3 separate regions of the Mus musculus genome follow, and regions 1 and 2 are each linked to region 3. The links are chromatin loops, found by intact Hi-C in ENCODE. Cell type or tissue: left cerebral cortex. All regions are shown on one strand.

Region 1 (8,000 bases), 380 kb after region 3:
CCAATTATTTTCATAGACGCCTTTCTAAACTGTCTTTTATGAAACATGGGGCCTTTTTTTTTAATCCAAACCGAGTCAATCTTCCGATACTTCTTCACAGTGTAGCTGACCAAGCTGAATGGATGATGAAGCTGGTGAAAAGAACAAGACTACATCCATTCTTCTGGTCCAGAACGTTGTGCTGATCACGTCTTCCCCTGGAAGCCCCCAGCCCAGACTCTTACATCCACACTGTTTTGTAGTTCTGTAATAGACACACCAATCTTTCTCTGCCCAGTTTCCTCATCAGGGTGCACCATTCCACTCCCCTACTCCAAACACATGGACCAATGTCACATCCTCTAACCACAGAAAAGTGACAGCTTGTGGTGCTGAAAGGGTGACTTTCTCAGAAACGTGCAATATGTGTATGCAGCTATGAGAATGTTCTAGAAAATGATGCCAACTAGCTCACAAATGGAAGTAAACAGTAATATACCAAGAGTCACTATTAACAAACCATTGCAGTCTAAATCTTTTTCAGAATACCAAACATAATAATCAGCCGTGAGCTACTACAGAGCAGGAGTGTGAACTCTGCGGGAAGCCTGCCTGGGATCAAGGCTCTCTGTGTGACCCAGGCAAATTTCTGAATATTTGTAGTCAGTATTCCTATCTGACCATTTAGAAAACAGGAAAACATCAATGCTGCCTCATTATGGCTTTGCATCTAAACTGTACATACAAAGGACTCGTAATGCAGCAAGCACTGTGGATGCCAGCAGACACTGTCACGGAGGGCAGTGTTTCATGTCTGTCCTTGCTTTTCTGTCCCACTTCTTCATAGTTCCTTGCACCAAACAAGATAGTAAATGATGAAAAATAAAACATAAAATAAAAAAAGATAGTAAATGATGTTTAATTCTCTGCCTGTTTCCAATGTTCTTTCTGTTTTGAGCCTAGAGCCAATTTTTTTTTAAACCAGGTGTCATCACAGATAGAAGTTTGCAACTGGCCAAGTTTGAATGTTCTCTGGCTTGTTGTTCAGTAGAAACAAACCATACAGCTTTTCTGACTACCAGATGTGCCAACTACTTGGGCACTGGTATTCTTTTTGAAATATCGCTTATTTTTAGAGACAACATGGTGTGTGTTTAAAAATGTGTTTACTGCTCAAATAAAGATCTGAGAGGATGGCACTCTGAGTACCACATAGGTTCCAGCCAAGATCACTGTGTGCTAGTGGAAAGCCCAAAACGTTCTGCATCCTTGAGTTTCTGAACTAAGTGGCCATTTGAGAATAAGCCTGGTTTTCATGGTGTCTTCCTTAGTGGAGCGTCTTCTTCTCTGGAAGTCAAGGTTGATGAGGCTGTACTTATAGACCACTAATAGGTTCCATCTTTCCTAACTGCTTAGGTCTGTACGCTTGTTCTCCCAAAACTCACGCAGAAACAGAGGATAACAAAAAATGTACTACACATGAGAGGGCTGCTCTACCATGATCAAAGCTTTGCTGTTCTTAATCGATAATCAACTGGCACTTACAGAACGCTAACCATGAGCCAGGCATGGATGCAGATGGTGGTGAAAAGATGGGCATCACCGAGGCCACTGCCTGGTTCTTACACACACACACACACACACACACACACACACACACACACACACACACACACAGGGTATTTGAAGGCAAAAATATTAGTAACATAAATTCACATCCTGCCCCCTGTCCTAATTGGCTATGGGGACAATAGCCAATAGTCTCTGCCCTAGTAACTTCTTCAAAGATATAAACAGTTGTGTTACCTAAAGCATGGGATTGTTCTAATGACAACCACCACGTTTATAACAACATACAAATAATACACAGCACATTTAAGCATCTGGGTTCTCTGTGCAGCATCTTACTCTGTAACATTGAAGACCTAAAGAAAAGGCTAGAGATAGATGAAAATAATCCAGATTTTCTCATTTCTTCACCTAACATACGAACTGAAGAGTTTGTTCTTATCAATTTTAGGGCATTCAGAATAAGTCGTAGATTTGATATTTTTAATTCCTAAATGTATGATCTTAAATTTTCAAGGCATTCAGCAAGGGTGCAATACTAGTGAAGAAAATACGATGCTCATTACCAATTACTCATTACATTACCAATAATACATGTAGAGCTTTCTAATCCAGGATCATGTCATATAAAGAAAGATTCTGAGCCATGGGGGGGGGTTCTCAAGAATCGTTTAGTAAATCATTGGATACCTGAGCACTGAAGGGTGATGGAAAAGTTGAAAGACAAAAGGAAGAAGGGAGAGGCTAAAGTCAGCAGAGTCAAGAGCACACATTTACATCCCGCCCCACCACCCACTAGCTTTATAATCTCCCCACATTACTTAAGAATTCCGTGTCTCTGTCTGTCTCGGCTTCCCGATTCTAAAAGGAGTTTAATGCCAGCAGAACTGTACAGCTGTTAAGAGGGCTGAAAGAGCTAATACGTGTGATATATTTAGTGTGTGGCACTGACTAAATGCTTTGAGAAAGTTAACTGAATTAGGAGCTGAAAGATAGCTCAGTGGTGAGTTGCCTGCCTTGCAAACACAAGGCCCCAAGTTCAGTCTCTAGACCCCAGGTGGAAACTGCCACACCCCACTGTGCTTCCAGAACTGAGCATGTAAAAGGCAAGCAGATCCCCAGGGCTGTCTGGGCAGCCACTGTAACGTATTAGAAATGTCCAGACCAGCCAGCTGCCCTTTATCAAAATAATGATGATGATGATTGATGGAGTGTGACCAAACAACACCCCAAGTTGTCTTCTGATCTCTATATTCACTCTTGTCCATAAGACACAAATAAACACACACTCCACAGATCAGCTAAGGGTTATTAAAGAAGCCCCCTTCCTGTTGGGCTCCCACCCCTAGCCAGAAGCTATGTGTTGTCAGTGCCCACCTGAAAAGGAAAAGTTGAGTTTCCTGCAGTGGGTATCTCACTGGGCAAAATAACCACACTTCAGGGCGGGCCCCAGGCCCAGGAATAGCTGGCCAACCCAAAACAGATTCTATACGATTTTTTTAGGCTTTCTGGTTTCCGGGCTTTGTGGGGGTTTTCTTTGGGGAGGGGACTTGTGTGTGCTTCTTGTTTGTTTTGTGTTTTAGAGAGAGAAGGGGCATGGAGTTGTGCGAGTGACAGGGTGAAGATGAAAAGCAAGGCCAGGATGCTGAATAAAAATGTTCTTCGATAAGAAAGAAAAAGGAAGGGAGGGAAGGAGGGAGAGAGGAAGGGATGACGGACAGACAGACAGACATATCTCCAGTACCATTTTATACTATTTCTAGACTTAATTTTCCCTTGAGTACTCACAGCCCACAGTGCATGGGAGACAGACACGCAAACACACACACACACTCACACAGACACACACACACTCATACACACACAGACACACACACACTCATACACACACAGACAACACACACATGCATACACACACAGACACACACACACTCATACACACACTCACACACACACACACAGACAACACACACACACATACACTCATACACACACACAGACACACACACACACTCATACACACACAGACACACACACACTCATACACACACACAGACAACACACACACACACACAGACACACTCACCCGCACAGTGTACCAATCCCTCCCTGGATAGCCAGCCTTTACACATCTCTCCCATCCATCCTCTCAGCTCACTGCTTAGGAAAGGATCTGACTATCTCAGACTAGGAGGCCAATCACAAGTGAACTACCTCAAGTGCATTTTACAACAAAACAAGAGTATAGAAATAATAAAGCAAAGTTTAAAAATCCCCCAGATCAGATTTTTTAAAAACAAAATCTTTTCAAAAGTCTGGAAGAAAAAAGTCAGAAGTGTTATCTCCAGCATGTATTTATTTACTTACGTATTCATCCATTCATTCATTGTGTGTGCGTGTGTGCAGCTGTATGCGTGTGTGCAGCCATATGCATGTGAGTAGGTGTACATGCCATGTGCTCGTGTGGAAATCAGAAGACAACCTATGAGAGTTAGTGCTCTCCTTCCCTCTGGGGACTCTAACTCAGGCATGGCTTCCTTAAATCAATACAGAAAGGAACCAAATATAAAAAAGAACTCCTTTTAAAAGCTTTCTGGGTTTTGTTTTTTAAATAATGGATGCTTCGTCTGCATGTAAGTTAGTTTCCCTCACATGCTTGCAGTGCCCACAGATGCCAGAAGAGGGCTCCAATCCCCTGGAACTGAACCACAGTTGGTTGTTAGCCAGCATGCATGTGCTTAGAATCAGAACCCAGGTCTTCTGGAAGAGTAGCCAGTGCCCTTAACCACTGAACTATCTCTTTCGGCCCTAATATAAAAGACCCCTTTCAACAGCAAGCAAGTCTCAGCTGCTACGGGAAATGTTTTGAGTTTGCCTGGGAAGAGGTGGCTATCCTCTCCTACCCTCTTAGGGATGCAACAGATACAGTTCTACAAGGTGGCTCGAAAGCACTGCAGATAAGGGTTTGTGCTATGGCCATATTCCCTGTGCTACAGAACAATCTCTAATACAAATTGAACCACAAGGGCAGAAGTGATTATTTATGTGCCCCCAAAAGGTACCCGCACCTCTTGCTAACCCCTCATTTTCTAAGAAAGGAACTGCCCAGTCTTTCTCTAAGGTAGGACCAAGACTAAGTAGGAAAGAATGGCTCAAGAAACTGTTCTTGCTTTTCTTGGTTTTTCTAGGGATAAAACCAGAAAGACAGAGGTGTCCACAGAAGGCAAGCCTTACCAGGTAGGTATGTGGCCGTAAGATGGTCCCAGACAGAGAGGGCAAGACAGCCTGATTCTGGGGCCCAGACATGAAGATCACTGGGCCTTACTCAAAACTCTGCCCTTACAACCTATTCTCCACCAATACAAGAGAATATTCTGATAAGGAAGAAATGGTCTATACAGTGCCACAACCCCCCCCCACAGGTTCCAAACTATGTTTAGGATTATAACACATGTATTCTTAGGCCTTGGATTTATTAACTTAGCATGTATCAGAGCATTGCCTACATTGTGTTAGGGACATCTTGTCGGCATCACATTTACTTACATTTCAAGTTTAAAATAATAAGCATTAAAGTCAAATAACGCAGAAGCACATAAAAACCATGGTATTTTCACGTCTGCCCAGTTGCAGCAGTGTTCTTTTAAGACATGCAACTTGAACAGCCAAATGTGTATCCTTCCACATGTCTAAGTTCTGCAAACATGAATATGCATGTTCTAATTCTAAAAGCAATATGATTTATCATACATTGCCCCCATCTGTTCTTAAGAGAAACCATGAGACTATAGCTATTTTAATAAAGTCTCAAAGCAAATGCTGAAATAAACCTACCTTTATCCCACAAACTCCCGTCATACAATGAAACATGGGTGCCTATCCATAATGCAGTACATAGCTTGGGGCAAGGCGCTGTATCATGTTGGCGGCTCCTTTCTTTTCTCTCCAATGGGCTAAGCATGAGGTATCTGAGAGAAGTCAGGAAAGTGCATGACTTTTACCTGAAATGGATATAAACAGGCTTTTTTCTCCAAGGGGCCCCATGAAAAACCAGTGTGGCTCCAGGACCAGGTCACCAGCCCCACTGTGCGTTCACTCACGGCCCTTCTAAGGACTGAAAACAATGAGCTCCTACATAGCAGACATCCTAGGCTTACCGTGGAGTATTTGAACATCTGCAATGCCTCCCTGCTGAAACCACAGCACTGACCATGAAGTGACTGTATACGAGTGTACGCAGTACGTCACTACGAGTTACGGAGAGGTTGGCTAGAAATGCCAAAGTCTAGTAATCAGAATGGAGGCATTAGCAAGTGCTCAGAACTGCACACAACCCATGGGAGATAAGAAACACTGGGCACAGCAGCCTGTCATCACAGAGCTGACAATCTGCAGACATCAAACAGACTCACCTAGGAGCCATCAGATAAGGTTAATGCACTGTGCAGGACTGAATATGAAGCTAAATTATATAGACGGGAGTTCAAAGCAGAAGTTACTACGTTATAGATAATTCCCTGAAGGAGATTAACCTAGAGATATTTCTCAAAGTTCTTCAGGCTCTCCAAAGGTGCATCACTTAAGTGGGAAAGCTTCTAGAGATGCCCATGGTCAAATGACTTCAAAACACCTCAATAATACAAAGGTTACATCTTTTTTATTACAAGGTTTCTTATAGCTCTTACAAAGTACCTAATAAATCTCTCAGAGAAAGCAATGACATATAAAGTACGTTTGTTGCCGGGGGGGGGGGGGAGGAGACTGAATTTTTAGGGGCTCCTCCTCCATAGGGAGCCACTCAAGAATAACATACTAATCCTATGGAAATTAATCAGCTAAAACAATAAAGGAAGAAAAGACACATGATGAAGAAGAAGTAGCGGGATACAGTCATGGAAACCAACAAAGGGGAGCAGGTGCCTGTAGTAGGTTTCTCCAGCACAAAGCCGAGGAGGAAGCAGTGCTCAAGGGGCCAATCTGTTCAGTTGGTCCAGAAGACCTGGGCCACTGTGGAGACCTGGACTGTTCAAAAGCCTGAAACTGTTGGGAGCTGAGAGATACCTTAAGAAATAGGATTGATAACAGACTATAGCATGGAGAGTGTGCTCCTGTGTTAGAACCCTCATATGTACCTTACCACATGCTCAAGAGCAATGAAGCCACTGTGTAATGAATGGTTGCAAACCACAAGCCAAGAGATCCTCCTTTCTTTCTTTTGTTTTGTTTTGTTTTGTTTGTTTGTTTGTTTGTTTGTTTGTTTTTCGAGACAGGGTTTCTCTGTATAGCCCTGGCTGTCCTGGAACTCACTTTGTAGACCAGGCTGGCCTTAAACTCAGAAATCTGCCTGCCTCTGCCTCCTGTGTGCTGGGATTAAAGGCGTGTGCCCCCACACCCGGCTCCTCCTCTCTTTGTATCTGATGTTAAAAGCTGGATATTTCACATCATTGCTGATTCCACTCTAGACTAATGTTTAGCATCATGAGGGGGTCACTTCAATTAAACTTTGCTCTGAGCCCACTAACCTGATAATGCTGGCACAACTGGCTGTCTGCCATGGGGGCCCATGCTGTAAGTTACAGTACATGCCACTGGAAGTTCACCCCAGAGTAAACTCTTTCCCCAAGAGTTGAGGAAGACTAAATGCAATGGGAGAAAGAGAAAGTAGAAGTCAAAGAAGGGCCAGTGTGGACAAAGAAAAGTCACACAATGGTTATAGAAGCGAGTTAGAGTAAATTTGGGGGTTTTATAACTAAAGTATAACAACTGAGAAAACCGAGTTGAAGGTGGGGTACATCTATAAAGTCTCTTCTGTGACTCCTTCCCAAAGTGATCAAATAAAGAGGCCAAGTCGTAACTCAAGAAGAGACCCAGGAATCATACATTCCCCCACTAGCTTGCCCTCGCGGGCTCAGCTTCATTTGCCTGTGTTTATTTCCCAAGTGTACAATTTTTACACCAACATGCTTCCAACTTTACCTAACATTGCAGGCATGTTGACCTCAAAGAATGGAATCGCCAGCCCTACTCATTTCATGTCTATATTACATGGGCTTACATTTATACCTGATAGACTGTAAACTGCCCTATGCTTGTCCTGACTCCTAAGAACCTCACTTTGTGGGCCTCAGCTCTCACCTTGCTTCCCACACTGCTGAGCACTTCTGGCAAGATGCTACAAAGACCACATAGCTCCCAGACACCTCATAAAGATGGATGATAGATTCGACGTCGTTCCTGGGGTTTATATTCTAAAGTCCCATCTCTCAGCCATTATACATCAATTATCAACCAATTAGTACAAAAAGCTTCTGCTGACCCTCCTGTTCTCCCTTGTAATGATTTGCCAAGTTAACTGAAAGCTTCCCTGTTCCGCAGAGACTCTCAGTATAGCAAGAGTGTTAAATAAAGTTCACCCACAATTAGCCTCGAAAACCAAAGAGGAAATGTAAGCA
Region 2 (8,000 bases), 460 kb after region 3:
GTCATGGAACCTCTACACCATGAGAACTAGACAGCCAGGACACTGGAAAATTTTTTAGTCATTAGAACATGCATGAGTAATTTATTTCCCCCCATTGGAATCCAGTGATGGAGCTGAGAAAACTCGTTCCTGCACAAACAAAGAGCATGGGCACTTTAATGTGGTCCTCTAGAGTGGTCACCCAGAGCAAACCTGCCTTTTGAGTCACTGGCTCTAGTGAGGTCATTTGGTAGGAGAGAATGAAATTCACAAGGCAGGCTCAAGAGAAGACTTAACTCCTCATTCGTGATGAACTCATAGCACTTCAACCACATCTAAGGGAAAGAAATATGAAGCTCAAATCACATTAATTTTCAAGTCATTGACATTGCTAATATATGAAAGGGAGAAATGTTCACAATTTGAACCCTTGAGACCTTGAGTAAACCGGTCTATTCATTTTCCGAGTCAGCAATGGGGGGGGGGGGGTGAGAGGCTGCGTGCGCCATTTCTTTGAGTTTTAATTTCTTTGGGATAAAACAAGGAAGAGGGTCTGAGAAAAGCCACAAATCCCCCACCTCAACACCCTATGGCTGCAAGAGTCTTTGCTAGTGTCACCTACCTTGGATCATCCTTTCAATGTCGTCTAGCAACTCAAAACATGTACTATGTAGATATTAGGTTTCAGCATATTTGAATCATTATTCAAGAATCTGAGTATTTCCCTTTAATCAATTTCAAACATTTACTGGTTTGAATTAGTAATTCCTACCCATGAAACAATATATTCATGTAAGTGTCTTTGTTCAACATGCTCGCCAATAAATACTCAAGTTAATTTCTGTTTCCCAGTATCTTGACAATAATGGACAGAAATAAATGAAACTTTAGCTCAGTTAATATTTTTCATTTTCACATTAAGCTTGCAGTCTATAAAATTCCAGGGTGATAGGTCCACGTGTGTCTTTTTAACAACTGCGCGCCCAGTGCTCAGCATCTCATCATCACAACCACCGTGCTGACTAAACAGAAACAAAAACCAGAAAGCAAACAAAGTGCAGGCAGAGGAACATCAGCACCTTCCCCAGAGAAGACTGACGGGGGCTCTGCCAGGCTGGACCACCGAGGTCAGAAACAACCCGTCTACACTGCCAGGCTGGACCATCGAGGTCAGAAGCAACCTGTCTACACTGACAGGGAGAGGCCTCTCCTAAAATGCTAAGCAGGAGTCCAGATAAAGGAACTGTATGCTTGCATGCTCCCCTCTGACGTAGAGCAGTATTTCAAAGTTTGAAGGCAGTAGAATATGGAGGGGAGAGCCCGTTCTCCTTAATCTATCCACGTCTCACCTGTGCAACCAGTGCGAGCCACTCACCATCCCTAAGTCTTGATTTCCTCTGCTGTAATATGGGGTAGGAGTTACAGGATTTACCTTGAGTTATTGAAGACCACAAGGCCAATGGGTAAAGAACCATGCTCAGGCAGCGCCCTCATTAAGTGGTAACTACTACTGTTGGTTAGTGTGAAATCCATTCCTGGAAAAATTAACCCCTCTGGTTTTACGGGGTATCAGAATGATCCGTCTTTGAAAGATGTGCACCTTCCCAGACACATGTATGGATGAGCTAGCGCTAGAAGTTGAAATGAGGCCGATCCTTGGAATGGAAGTGCAAGATGCAGTCTCAAGTGGACAAATTAGACAGGAGCAGGTGTCACTGCAGATGGTCCCTCAGCTTGCTCAAAGGGTGTGGCACTGGAGTATGCAGTCTCCCTTCCTTGTCTCCAGCAGCTGGCAGCCTAATGCCTGTTTTACCCTTCCACCTTCTATTAGTTAATTAGGTAATTAGGTAATCCTTACTAGGGTGGGTTTCCTTCCTCAGTTCCAGAAATGCACGGCTGAATCAACCAGGTCATGTTATGCTACAAAAGTTTTGAAAAGTTAAATCTAAAATGATAACCTTGAACGAAAAATTAGAAGAACTACTCAGGGTATCAAGACTGTTGCTGTGATAAAATACCCAACGCAAGACCATTTACAGGAGGAAAGGCTTATTCAGGCTTTGTGCCAGATAAGCCCATCACTGGGAGAAGCATAGACGCAAGCAGGCATGACAGACAGAACAGTAAGCTAAATGATCTCATTCTCCATCACAAGCAGAAGGAATTGGATCTACAGTGAGGTCGTAAAACTCTTAAAGCCTGACCACAGAGAGGGTCTTCCTTCAGCAAGGTCACACCTCCCAAACCTCTCCACACAGAAAAACTTAAGCCTGTGAGGGGTATTTCTCATTCACACCGCAAGCGCCACAACTCCAGGATTCCATGGCCTGTAATAAGTGCCGCTGCACCACTACCGTAACACAATGTATAATGTGAGACAAGGCCAGATGTGTTGCCCAATGCTGGTAAGCCTCGACCTTGGGATGCTAAAGCAGGAGAGGTCTCATGAGTGCAAGGCTGGCTTTGGCTACACAGTGAGCTCAAAGCTAAAGTGATGCATAAGCCCAATGACCTGAGTTCAGATCCAAAGACCCCATGGGAAAGCTGGCTGCAGTAGTATGAATATATGACATCTCGGTGTCATGACAGAGATGTCACTGGAGGTCTGCAGACCATCTATGCTCGGCTAAGAAGCAGTAACCACCAGAGAAACTCTCTCAAACAAAGTCGAAGATGAGGACCAACACTCAAGGTTGTCCTCTGATCACTACTCGGGCGTGCCCTTGAGCACGCATACACACTCAGATGCTCACAATTCAGTACACAGCTGTGGTGTTTGGTTCTGTTCCTGAGATTCTGACCACCGACTAAATAATTAGCTTGATACTTGAAGGAGTCACTAAATCTAAGAGCCAGGTACTTGGCACACAAAGAAAGAATCAGAGGTTTTAGCACAATGCTACACAGCAGAGATACCTGGGACTCTTGTAGGATCAAAGGCCCCGTGAAGACAGAAATCCACAGGAAAAATCACAAGACCAACTCAAGGCGTGACACCGGGTGAAAGCCAAGGAGGTGTGTACGAATTGCCTTCGGGAGGGAACAAGCAAGAGAAGCTGTGCTGATCCAGTTCAAATCAAAAGCAGTAGAGCTCTGCTCACTGTTTCCAACATCTGCATGATCCTGGGGATGGATACAGAGTCACGTCACATCAGATGTTTGCACATGAATCTATCTGCCACCTCACCATCCCTAAGGCTCTGTGTGTGTGTGTGTGTGTGTGTGTTTGACCCAGGAGAGCTTGTTGACAACATGTTATAGATTTTTTGGTTTTTGTTTTTTGTTTCTTAATTCTGAAGCTGAAGAATTATTCTCCCCATACTGATAAAGAACAAAACGGAGAACAGCCAGGACAATCGCCTACTTATGCAGTAATCAAAGCCTTGTATTGCGAGGCACAGAAATGAAGGCGAATTCTGAAAGGCAAATTAGAAATTGGTGGAGGGAATTTCCAGGTGGCAACGAGAAGAAAGGGAAAGGATTGCTCTCTGCGGCTAATGATTCTATCTGAAGAGCTGTGTTTTAAATGTTCATGGAGGTCTAGGCCCACGCAACAGGGAGCACAAGGGAGAACGGGTTAGCACAGAGACCAAGTTGAAAACCAGTGAATGCCAGTTAGACAGGCTAAGTCCTAAGAATACACAGCGCCCCATGCAACGGTCAATCCATGGACGCGTCACAAGATGAAATTTCCCACAAAATCATCTCTAAGAGATATGCCTGAAAAGATACACTTCATGTACATGCTAGCTGTACTGACCGTCACTGAATATGTGTGTGCTAACTAAATGTCTTAGCTCACTAAGTGACTGCTACAAACACAGGCTGGGGTGAGAAGAGCGAAGCAGCTTCGAGCCACAGGTATCTTCCTACAAAGCGTTTCTTAATCTGCTCTGGATGTATGCATACAGGTGCCAGCCCCCAGGCTTACGGCTAAGCACATCTTCGCTCTTAATAATCTGTGAATACAAAGATAGGAAATGAAAAATGATCGTGCTTTCTATCTCGACACAGCCCCAATACAGAAATTACTGGTGCCACCTATTGTTGAAAACACAGAACTGAAGGGCTAACTACCATCCTGAAACTGCAGTTACCTTCCTCAACAGGAAGGCTCAAACTCTGCCTGCTGGGAGAACCAACCAACAGCCAACTGTGCTCAGATAGAAAACAAGCATAGCATGTCACGAAGCCTGTCCACTTTTGCATAATGATTTGTTCATAACTATAACCTAGCAATAATTAACTTCTTTACTGAAGTGGAAAAAAAAAAAAAACACGAGGCAGCTTTGCATGGACTGGTGGCGAATGAGTTATGAAATCAATTGTTGGGTGCAAAATGGTGTTGTGGGTGGTGTGTGCTAATGCACTGCTGTCTATGAACAAAGGGAAGATACTCATGTCTCTATAGAAGTTCTCAGAGAAAGCATGCAAGAAGCCAAGAAAGGAGGATTATGGGTTCAAGACTAGCCTGGGCTACTCGGTAAGCATTCTAACCTCAGAAAGAGAGCAAAAGGCAGAGGGAGGAAGGGAGGGAGGGAGGGAGGGAGGACGAAGCTTGGGAGAGAGCTCGATCCATGGTAAAGCACACACACCAGAGGGCCTGGCTTCTATCTACAGAACCCAGATAAAAATGCCCAGAGAGTAACCTATGTTCGTAGTTCCAGTGCTGGAGAGACAGAGACAGGAGGACCCCCTGGGACTTGATGCTGGACCAATTTGGCCAGCTGGTGACCTACAGACCAATGAGGGACTCTGTTTCAAAGGAGGTAGTCACTGGAGGTTGCTCTCAGTTCGAACTTACTTAAACACACATGGTTGAGTGCATACATGTGAACGAACACACACGCAAGAAATTACTCAAAAAAAAAAACAAAAAACAAAAAACAAAACCCATCAACTATAGTATAGTCATCACCAGTGACAAAGGCTCAACCATTGGAGAAAACTACAAGACTCAATTCACTCAACTCCCTTTCTCTCCATACAGAAATGTTACAACACATCCATATTTCTGGACTAAAGTGGGAGTGGGTGGGAGGGTATGGGGGACTTTTGGAATAGCATTGGAAATGTAAATGAGGAAAATACCTAATAAAAGTATAAATAAATAAATAATAAAATTAATTTAAAATTAGTACTATCTTTACTATAACAGCTGATTTGAAGGTACTATATCTGAAAGAAAGGAAAGGAAAGGAAAGGAAAGGAAAGGAAAGGAAAGGAAAGGAAAGGAAAGGAAAGGAAAGGAAAGGAAAGGAAAGGAAAAAGAAAAGAAAGTAAGTCAACAGCTCTAATGCTGCCTAATTATCAAGACCAAAAGACAAAGGGTTGGGCAAGGAACACAGCTTGTCTGGAAGGGCAGGCAGGAAGGTGGTGTGGGTCATCACCTGACTGGAAAGGAGGCCTGGAAGCTTCCAGAGCGCATGCTACCCCTAGCCTAATGTGTACTCAAGGTACATTTCGAAGTGCCCTGAAGCATATATATTCTCTTCAGATTTATTAAGATATGAAAAAAGATAAAAACATTTCCATATTAACATTTGCTTTTCTAAAAGCTTTCATAGAAAGTTTTTATTACAATATTATTTCTGATTTTAAAAGAATAAGGAAGAAGGAAAGGCTCTAACAACTGATGAAGCTTTTCAGCTATTTCAATAACAACATACATGAGAGCTGAGAAGGAGTTTATACTTGAGTACACATCATATCAAATGTCACGTCTCTTGAATATTGGTTCATGAGAATAATTTCTGTAAACTTACTTATTTCTTAATATCATTCTCCTTAACTTAAGATAATACTGACATTTACACTGAAGGTGGAGCTTTGAAATTTATTCTGAATACTGCCCAATCAAGGTAACAGCAGGAAGAAAATAAATCCCTTAATTTCTGAAGCAGTCCTGCAAGAGAAAGAAGAAAGGACAGGCATACCACAGCCTCTCAGAGTTCCTGAGGAAGGGAGCAAGTGGGGTGGGCAGGCCAAGTAAGCCAACCTCAAGGGACAGCTGCTCAGGCCCGACCCAGTAGTTTACATCTAAATGTTTAATTTTACAAACAAAACCAATCAAGTTTTGTTAGTCTCCAGAAGAGACAAACTCTAACTGATTAATGATTAGGAAAGGAGTAGGAGGAAGTAAGAAGGGTGTGGGCAGGAGGGAGGGGAAGAGTGGGAATGGAGAAGAGGAGGGGGAGGTGCAAAAGGGGAGGGGGAAAGGGAGGGAACACAAATGGAGCTGAGGAGACTAACTCACAACAGAAGCAAACAAAAGCAATAAACATACTGGGACTTCTAAGAGAGACAAAAATCCAAACTGCATCATGATAAGCAGTTTATCTTGCTACTTAATGCCTAGGACTAATTCCCACCAGACAGCAGAAGTTGTAGGAAATGAAGGAGGCTGGGGGGCTCCAGGAATCAGTAGCTCTGACCCTAAAAATTCAGCCATGTTGCCGGCCTGCTCTGAGAATACACCATAGTCCTCCAATCAGCAGCCCAGAGCACAGAAATAAATGTTAAACTCTGTTACAATACTTAATTATCTGCTGGGCCTAGGGAGGCAGGGGAAAGCAACTGTAAAACCAGAAAAGTATTAGTCAGTGAAGAAAAATAAAAGGACAAAACAAAACAAGTAAAAACCCCTCACATTCCAAAGGAGCCCACAAACTAGACTTCCAAAACACAAAAGAATCTACGTCTAAGAGAACCAAATCGACCCAACCGTCAAGTTGTGAATTCAGACCAAGTGAAATTAACGTGTTAGAATAATCAGACAAGACTCTAAGTACACTTACAATGAGCCATGAGTTGAATGGAGCATCGATTTCAAGCATGGGCGTATGAAAACAAGAAAAGCAGAATACTGCTAGGTAGCAAACTCTTAGGACATACAAATGTCATAGGTTGTACAGTACAGACATAGTAAGTTAAGCTTAGTTTAACAAACCTGAGACATGCAAAAGGAATAGTGAATTCAAAGGCATTGCTTCGGAGACATTATTATCTCTTCATCCCGAAAAATGCAAAGGCAAGTACGGTTGTCTTTGAAATTAAAGTTCAAGTAAGAAGCATGAAAATGAGCTAAAAGACTCTGATATACATGAAATTACTCTATTAAAGAGTACAGTGAATTACATAAATTAAGTGTTTGACCAAATTGTCTAGAACTGGAGAAACATGTTCTTAGATTGAAGATGAAAGGGGGGAAAAAAACAACCAAGCTCACATCTAGTCCACTGAGATTTGACAGACAAACCCCAGGCTCAGGGAAAACTGCAGTTAGATGGATAACTTTCTTTTAAAAGCAGGAAGCAAAGCCAGCACCGTTCAATGTATTTTAAGTTTTAAAGGAAGAAGCTGTCAATCAATAGTTTTATGCCCAACTGTAGTAGCACAGGACCATTAAAGCAAAATAAATATGTTTGCAGACTTTCAAAATCAAAATTTTCAACTGGATTTGTTTGATTGCTTGCTTGCTTGCTTGGCTTTGCTCTAGTGCTTTTTTATTTTGGTTGGTGTTGTTATTGTTGTTTTTAGTTGGTTGGTATTTCTTGGTTGGTTTTGTTCTGTTTTGTTTGAGACAAGGCCTTACACTGTATCCCAGGCTAAAGTGGAACTCATTAGGTAGCTCGTTATAAGCTGGAACTTACAGTAATTCTTCAGCCTTAGCCTTCTGACTGCTGTGATTACAGATGCAATCTACCACATATGCTCCAAAGAGTAAGATTTATTTTTTACAGTAAATACTTGTAAGAATTATGTATTTATTTTAAGTTTATAAGTATACTGTCACTCTCTTCAGACACACCAGAAGAGGGAATCATCCCATTACAGATAGTTTTAAGTCACCATGTGGTTGCTGGGAATTAAACTCAGGACCTGTGGAAGAGCAGTCAGTGCTCTTAACCACTGAGCCCTCTCTCCAGACCCAAATATCAAGATTTTTATAACTCACCAACCTTCATAGAAATTCAAGTAAAATGTGTACTTCACGTGGATTGTTTGACATCCTGGGACAA
Region 3 (8,000 bases):
AGAGTTACCTCCACTGTCACATCTTTCTTAGGCCTCAGTCCCACATATCCAGTGAGCATTTCCAGCAAAGGGCAAGCCCAGCACACGCCCATCACGTGCTTTTTGGAGCCTATACTCTTCTGGTTTTATTATTTGAGTAGCGTTACCCTTCCTTGGTATGACAAAGCTAATGCGTCTGGTTTCTCTTGGGTCACCAGTTGGTGATGAGACTCTTCCCTTTAATGGGTCTCTTGAACGAGCTATCCATTCTGCTTATTCTTAGGGTCTCTATTCAGATTTGGGGGCCGCCTGTCAATATAACATAATTTTTCTCTTGATTCTTATCCTTTTAGAACTGTCTTCTTTTGGAAACTATCCTACTACTCCAGCAAGAATTCAGAGTACTTCCTACATCCCAGCCACCCGACCGGCTTCCATATTCACATCTTCACAAGACACAGACACCAACCATGTCACTTTCTGTCCCCACAGCCTTCTGCATCTTCATTGCTTCCTTCATATAATCTAAAGCTATTTTAGTTCCTTCAACACAGGTCTTCAGAACAGGTCTCCAACTACCCCTTCCTGATTTCTCCAAGTTCAACAACGTAGCGCTATTGTTATTTTCCTAATGCATTGGGGTTTTTTGTTTTTGTTTTTGTGTTTTGTTTTGTTTTGTTTTGTTTTGTTTTTGGTTACTGGTTGTGCCAACAACTCTGCTCTGCTCAGCCTTTCCAAACTTTACCACTGCATGAAACTTGAAACCCCAATTTAATTGCTATCTTTTCCATCACCAAACTTTGATTGTTTAACTAAAAAAAGCAAATACTGAGTGAATAAATATATTCTCAACAAGGATTTTCCTTCTATGCTAACAGAGCATTGTGCATCCCCAGTACCAGCCTAGAAGCTGTCTTTGAGCCGGGGTAGGTTTAACATATTTTCTTCACTGTTACAATCTCCTTGAGGATAAGGGCTGTGTCTTCATTTTTGTAGCTCAGTGCACCACCTCTTTGACACAATGCTTGAAATGTTCCTTCATTTAAAAGAGTTGACAAAGACCTGCATGTTCCAGGAACTGGAGAGAAATGGCAAATACCACAGGCATCACAACTGGGTATTTGTAGTCTAGATGATTGGAGAAGCCAGCTTACAAATGATTGACATTCAGTATGAAATGTGTGGGGAAACACTGGTGGTGGTGGGGAACCCGGGAACAGATCTTCAGGAGGAAGGAGGAGCTTATTGACAGAGGAAGGTAGTCCAAAAAGCAGAAAGAGCATCGCAAGGACCATGGTAATGAGGCAGTGTGATGAGTTTAGGAAAAGATCAGTAATTCTGAGTCACGAGGGCGAGAGAAATGGCTTAGCGAGTAAAGCTCTTCCTGTACAAGCCTGGGAATCCGAGTTTGGATCCCAAGAAGCACATAAAAGCTGAAAGTGGTAGGGCACCCAGGGATTCATTTGTGATCTCAGCATATCTATAGGTGTGTATATGGGAAATGAGGGGCAGGGGAGGAATCTGCTCCTTCCTAGCCAGCTTGGTCACCAACACTCAAGCTTGTCCTCTGACCTCTACACATGGGCAAGTGTCCACACATACAAGGCCATACCCCACAACACATGCACACACACACACACTACACATACTGCACATACACACACTACACACACAGATACACACACAGAGATACACACACACATTACACCACACAAAAAACAATTAATTATTTGCATAAATCATTCTGAGCCACCAGAACTCACATGTTCAGTGGAAGGAGATCAAGCAAACAGCAGATCACAGCCAGATTAAAAGACCTTAGTTGCCACATCAAGTGACATCACTGGAATAATGTAAGGTGACATTCACTAGTTACTTGTTGAATTATATAACTCGTTTCTCTAGACAGCTGAATAGCATTTACATTTGTAAATTACTTTTGAGTCTCAGGCCCTGGTGTAGATCAATTCCTTCTACTCAATGGTATCCATGGTTAAACCCAACTTCTGCAAACCAGGCTCCAGGCTACTCACAGAACAACTCCCATCATTAGCAAACACTGCCATGCAGCAACCTGTCCCTGGAGAGGAAGGGACAGTGAGAGGCGAGTCATTAGAACAGGCAGCCTCCTTCCAGACCCTGTGGTTCTCATGCAATCCTCCGAGGAAGGGCGAACTGTCGGAAATGACGTAATCACATGTGTGCATCACACTCTTAAGGCCAAGGGCTTCGTTTTGGTTTTCTCCTATTCAACTTGGGCAGTGCCTCTTGTTTAAACTATTAGGTGAATTATTCATTTTCCTTAGCACAGTTATAAAGAAGGAATGCACCAAGCCGTGCTGCTACTTGCAATAATTTAAAAAAAAATAATTATTTAAACCGAAACCTGGCCTTTTAAGGGGCAAATGTAGGATCAGGCATTTGCTATATAACTGTTCTTCCACCTCACCTCACCCCACCCACCCCCACAGTCACCAAGTGCCCAAGGTCTTCAAAGACTTGTTTAGACAAAGGAGAGGACTGAGAATCCTGTGTCTATAGTTTCTAGGCTTCAGCCAGTAAGGGTTAGGGTTAGGGTGTGCATGGCTGCTGAATCCTGCTTGTACCTGAGGCTGGATGTTTATCTCTATGACGATGCTCCTGGTTGGACATTGTCATGAGCTCTTCCCTTAGCTCTAGGTCACACTCTTGAGCTACGGCCAACTTAATCGCTACCATACAACAGGACTGAGGAGCTTAAGGTCACACTCGGAGATGACTGAAGACACCGTTGTCCTTAGGTTCCCTGGGATCTGCTCAAAATAGCTAGAAGGGGAGAGAAGTTGCTGGAAGTCAACATTTCAGGTTCCTACAGCTTTCCCCCATTCAACTCCACTGCTTCCCATCACGCTGAAGGGCTCAGCATTGGCAGGAAGCCCTTGATCTGATGATAAGGATGCAGGCAGGCCCAGCTCATCTTTGAAAGAAGATCCTTTGAGTCTAAGATGGTGGAGAGTGTCTTATAACTCTTAGTGGCTTCATAGCATTGTGACTTTGAGTTTGAAAGCAATTTGGAGACAACTTCCAATCCTTTGTGCAAAGCTACTCTTCTGCCCCAGTGAGCAGCTAGCATTATAAAGGGAGAGATGTTTTAATGTTAAATTTTCTCAGTCGAGATACATACTTTACATACATGTGAGAGATGAGAGGACTTCAAGCACGACATAAAGGTTTTAAAATGCAACGCTTCTAGAAATACTTGAAAATGGTATGGCAGAGAGCCTTAGGAATTTGTCCTTCAGCTACACAGAAAACAATAGAAATGTTTGGGCAACAGTAATATCATGACAAGCTTTTGAAAGACGGTGCTCTATATAGACACTTGCCACTAAAACACGATGAAGTGGTAAACACAGATAGAGTCTATAAATTAAAATCAAAACCGATTGGCTAATTGCAAAAACAAAGGTTAATGATCACGCAGATTAGTTTCAAAGTGGGTCACTTCTCAAATTCTTCTCACTGTTTCATTATTTCCCTTCCTCATCTCCTTGCTGCCTCCCCAACCATTTACTCTAGGGACAATGGCCTCAACCAAGATGCACCTGTTCAACATGCTTGAGGGAGGCAGAGACAGGGATGACCGCAGTCTGGACCAGAACGCGACAGGTGCATGCTCGGCTATTCTGTATTGGAACCATTGCCCGCCTAGTTCTAGGCTTTGGGTGCTATGGGGACTGAAGAAGGCAACTTCAACGACTCAGTCTTTGAACTCATGAACCCCTGTCAGGTTGGCTAAAATCTCAGGCTGCAGCTTCCTGGATCTCACCTGGGTGAAAGCAACTTTTCCCAGCTCTGCTGAAAATCAGACAAGAAAATGAGAGCCCCCTTCTGTGTCAGCCCGTGCTTATTCTAGTCTCGGGAGCGTTGTGGGGTTTTTGTTTGTTTGTTTGTTTGTTTTGATTTTTAAAAGTTAAGCTAGTTTTATTCGCGAGCAAAGCATTCTTTCGTTTGTGGTAATTAAAATGGAGGAAAGAAAGACAGAACAAAAAAGGTCCATCAGCGCAACAATGAGAATAGAGAGAGAGTTTTAAAAGCTCATCTAAATTCATCTAAGTGGAGGCACTACACCGAGAATGCTATCCCGAAAAAAAAAAATTCTAATCCTAGATTCAAAACCATAAACACCGGTAATTATGGTGGACAGCAACAGCTAAGATAGTGTATAAACGGGGAGTTCTACACTCCATTTTAAGCCACCAGGTAAATGTCATTCTGGGTGACAAATAAGCATTTGGGCGTCATCCCTTGTCTAATTGGATGCCTGGAGCATACAGTGAAAATGCACGCATTCTCCTTCCACCCTCCTTCGGGTAACAAACTTCATCTCCTGCAAGCTGACAAAATGCAGACTGTTTTTTGGCTCACAAGTAACCCCACGCTGGTCACATATAGCTGTTTAGAAAAAAAAAAAAAACAAGACGTAACTGCAGAAAAAAGAAAGAGCTCTTTCAGCTGGCACTTGGGAGGAACAGACAAGAGGCCACATCCAAATCCTAACTTTAATTTGGGTTACTGAACAAGGATGACTGACTGTTCACGACTCCCTCCGAACAACAACAGACACACATGTAATGTGAAAGCGACTGAGAAATCTGGCTGTAGGGAGGCCACTGAGTTCTCTCGCATCCTATAAATAACACCGCGCATGCTGAGAAGTCACTACCGAGCACATAGGAAAGAGTGCGCGCGCACACACACACGTTTCATCTCCACTGACAGAGAGCACCGAAGTGAGGTTTGTTTAGAGGGATACAGATGCCTGAAGTCTGTAAGTAATGCAGTCTGCAGTACAAATGAAGCAGGCACTCAGGGAAAATACCCTCTGGTTTCTGGAGAGCAGAAGCAGGCAGGGGCTACTGAGCTGAAACCCGTGGCTCCGGCTGCATCGCCGCAATGCAGTGCTAAGTTTATTCACCAGGGGTCATCAAAGGTCTGGGTTTTTCTTTGTCTACTTGTTGACACATGTACACTGTGTACTTAAGAACTCCGGAATGGCTCAGCATTGCTCACAGGGACATACATATTACTGCTCACCCCCGCTCCTGCCAGCACTCCAGCCCCCCTCACCCCTATTACAGAGCATTCAATTATTGTTCTCTCTAGATCTTTACCAACACATTACAGGTAGCACATCCACTAGACACATGAATGGAAATACCTCTTATAACTAAACCAACTTGTTCGTCACAGAGACAACATGCCATCAAATTCGATTTTCAATTATTTATTATTTATTTATTTTTAATTTAAAAAAATCAGTTAGCATGTTTCAAAGTTAGGAAGCAAAAGGCTGGTTTCGCTATTGTTTTCCAGACTGCAAGTGAGTTGTGACTCCATCTCTTAAGATTTCAATCACTCCCTCGGGGCCTGGGATCTGAGGTCTGAGCAGGCCCATGGGAGAACAGGCCAACATTATTTGCCCAGGTTGGCCCCATTAAATAGTAAAGAATGGAGAACATGTTTTCAATGATGATCTTTGGAACTGACCTGAAGGGCAAGGTCTCATAGGTCTTGGTGATGCCGGTTGTGTCTGGAGGGAACATTGCCCTTCGAGCAGTATAAAGTGCTTAACCTCGGCTTTCCTTAAAGTACCTCCTGAATGTGTCGAGAATGGGCCTATTGTGGGCAGTTTGATTCTTTCTTATCCACTCCTCTGAACAGACTAAATTACAACTCCGGAAAGCTCAAAGGTGAAATGTCCTTCAACCACGAGGAAGAGATTCTTCTAGATGCTTCCCAGGGCTGCACAGCTCCTAAGGACCCAGACCCTCCTCCTTCCCTGAAGGACGAAGGGCAACCGCAGTATGGAAATGGGGGTGTTTATCTGTATTCCTTTACACTACACTTAAGATGCAATATTGGAACACTCAAATTACCTGGTTTTAGCATGTAACAGTTGACAGTGACTTCCAAAATATAACTCAGTCCCTTCATGCCATGCTTTCTGAACACAAGGTAAGTTCTTTAAGTCGGTTGCAGGCAAAAATGGCCTGTACACTTAATCCTCTTCTCAAATGAGATGGAAAAAAACCTTACAATCTGAGGCTATGTTGTATTAAAGCGAGACACAGAATGGAAAGAAAGTTGAGTAGAACTAACCATGCAATTGATGCATTTAGCTTGCAGTCCTCTGCAGAAAGCCAGGCACCGAGATGCCCATTCCCGCTTGACAGTTTTGTCATCGATGCTGTAAAACGACAGAACACATGAGTGTGTGGGTGTGTCCACAGGAGAAGGTTTGCTCAAGTTTGTTATTTGGGGAAGGATTGTGAAACCAATAGAAGATGGGGGTGGCTAGATGCAGTGAGGTCCAGAAGCTTTGGAAATCTCCACTCAGCCCTAGGGCAGAACAAACATCCAAGCAAATGAAGCAACGGCCACAGTGGCAACAGCACTTAACTCTTAAGCTGTTACCTGGCCCCTTAACCTCAGGCTGTAATGTGGATTTTACAATCCTGGAAAAAAGTGAGCGGGGAGACGCAAGACAAGATTGGTTGCTTTTTATTTTCTCCTGGTATGAAAGATTTCTCAAAAGATGAACGAGGCAGGACTTACCCACTGACCTTCTTCTGTTTAATGGAAATCACATAGCCCAACGCCAACTCATGTGACAGCACCTCCTGCGTAAGCCTCCTCCAGCTAAATAGCACGGACAGTTATTTCAAAGTGACATTTACACTGTCAATGGGGATCAGAATGGCTGAAGGGTAAGATAGTGATCAAGAGAGGATTAAATCCCAGAACCAAAAGGAGGCAGATATCTGTAAAAGAGATAAGAACGCCTGGAGCTGTCCAGAGCTCTTTCTATATAAGCAGCTGGAGACAGTGCAAGTTGCAGGTGGCTTTACCAGCTGGTGTGTGTGTGTGTGTGTGTGTGTGTGTGTGTTTTGGAGGGACAAGTAGCTACTGAGTCCAATATTATTTAGTTGCTTCTTTGTTGCCCATTCATTGGATGATGGTCAATTTTGCCATTTCCAGATTCATCAGTTCTACACAGAGAATAGTCAATCATAAGTATTGTATTGCATCCAACAGGTGACAGACACCTGGGAGAATGGGATAAATTTTTTAAATCCATAGGTCTTATCTCGTTTTGGGCTGAGGGAATAAGCACTTAGTAGTATATGCCAAAATTCAGGCCTGTTCATAGAATCGTATGTTTCATGTAGTCCTTCCAGCAGGAGTACAGTGGAGTTTAGGTTATTTTGAGAGTGACTGGATGTTTTTAAAGAGGCTTATAAAGCAAAGATGTAGAAACTGGGTGAGTTTCTGCCTTGTGAGAGGAGAGAAAGAGCCCAGGAGGCAAAGACTGCAGCTGCTAACTGCTAAGAGTGCATAGTAGACCCGCCCTCTGTGTTCTGTTAACATGCAACAACAATGAACCAAGATGATTGAGAATCTTGACTGTATCAGTGGACTAGAAGCACAGCTCAGGGTTAGATTGCTTGCCCAACATGAGTAAGGATCTGGCTTCGAGTTCTAGCAGAAGTTGGTAAGGAGCCATTATTACATGTCAAAGAGCAGTCATGTAGTCTAGGGCTTACATGAGAAGAAGAGAAATGGAAAGAGGGATTACCAGAAGAGCTTGGCTAAAGCCAAGCACCGTGGAGGCAACATGTTAGCGCTCTTAAATAACCACAAGGACCAGCAAGAAACAAGTTCAGCTTGGAAAGGTTCTGTTGGAAGTTCTCAGTAGGAAGATTAAAATCAGGAAAGTACCTCCCGTGAATTCCTCTCCTTAGTACTCTCTCACAGAAGTTCGAACAGAGGCCATATGACCATGTGATGGATTGTGACATATACAGGATTCCCGTAATGATCAGATGTTGTATTAGATAACTCCAAGAAGTTCTTAGCTAAATTCTATGGAATCAATATAACACGTAGATGGGAAGCATTCATAAACGTACATTAAATTCAGATCTAAATCGGTTATGAAGCAACTGCATACTACTACCCTGTTTTGTCTAAGTTTACTG

What was found. Hi-C counts contacts between places; a loop is a spot of excess contacts. Peaks named below come from ENCODE experiments on the same cell type or tissue, not always from the same donor. Only the 100,000 strongest peaks of a DNase experiment are listed, where the experiment ranks them.
Region 1: it touches region 3 in a loop (2.6-fold over the local background); 12 of 42 quality-filtered maps call a loop at or near these places.
Region 2: it touches region 3 in a loop (2.6-fold over the local background); 12 of 42 quality-filtered maps call a loop at or near these places.

What each region holds. Positions count from the first base shown.
Region 1 is chr19:28,542,908-28,550,907 of GRCm38, forward strand. The region is part of intron 2 of Glis3 (GLIS family zinc finger 3); the gene reads right to left. Among named protein-coding and RNA genes, the nearest start is that of D930032P07Rik, 130 kb to the right of the region's middle. In left cerebral cortex, a CTCF peak has its summit at 4,227 (motif pointing right); no DNase peak of the experiment used is centred here.
Region 2 is chr19:28,624,692-28,632,691 of GRCm38, forward strand. The region is part of intron 2 of Glis3 (GLIS family zinc finger 3); the gene reads right to left. Among named protein-coding and RNA genes, the nearest start is that of D930032P07Rik, 50 kb to the right of the region's middle. In left cerebral cortex, a CTCF peak has its summit at 4,025 (motif pointing left); a DNase peak (open chromatin) is centred at 3,999; H3K4me3 peaks cover 213 bases.
Region 3 is chr19:28,161,291-28,169,290 of GRCm38, forward strand. No RefSeq gene overlaps it. Among named protein-coding and RNA genes, the nearest start is that of Rfx3, 150 kb to the left of the region's middle. In left cerebral cortex, a CTCF peak has its summit at 4,923; a DNase peak (open chromatin) is centred at 4,830; H3K4me3 peaks cover 910 bases; H3K27ac peaks cover 546 bases.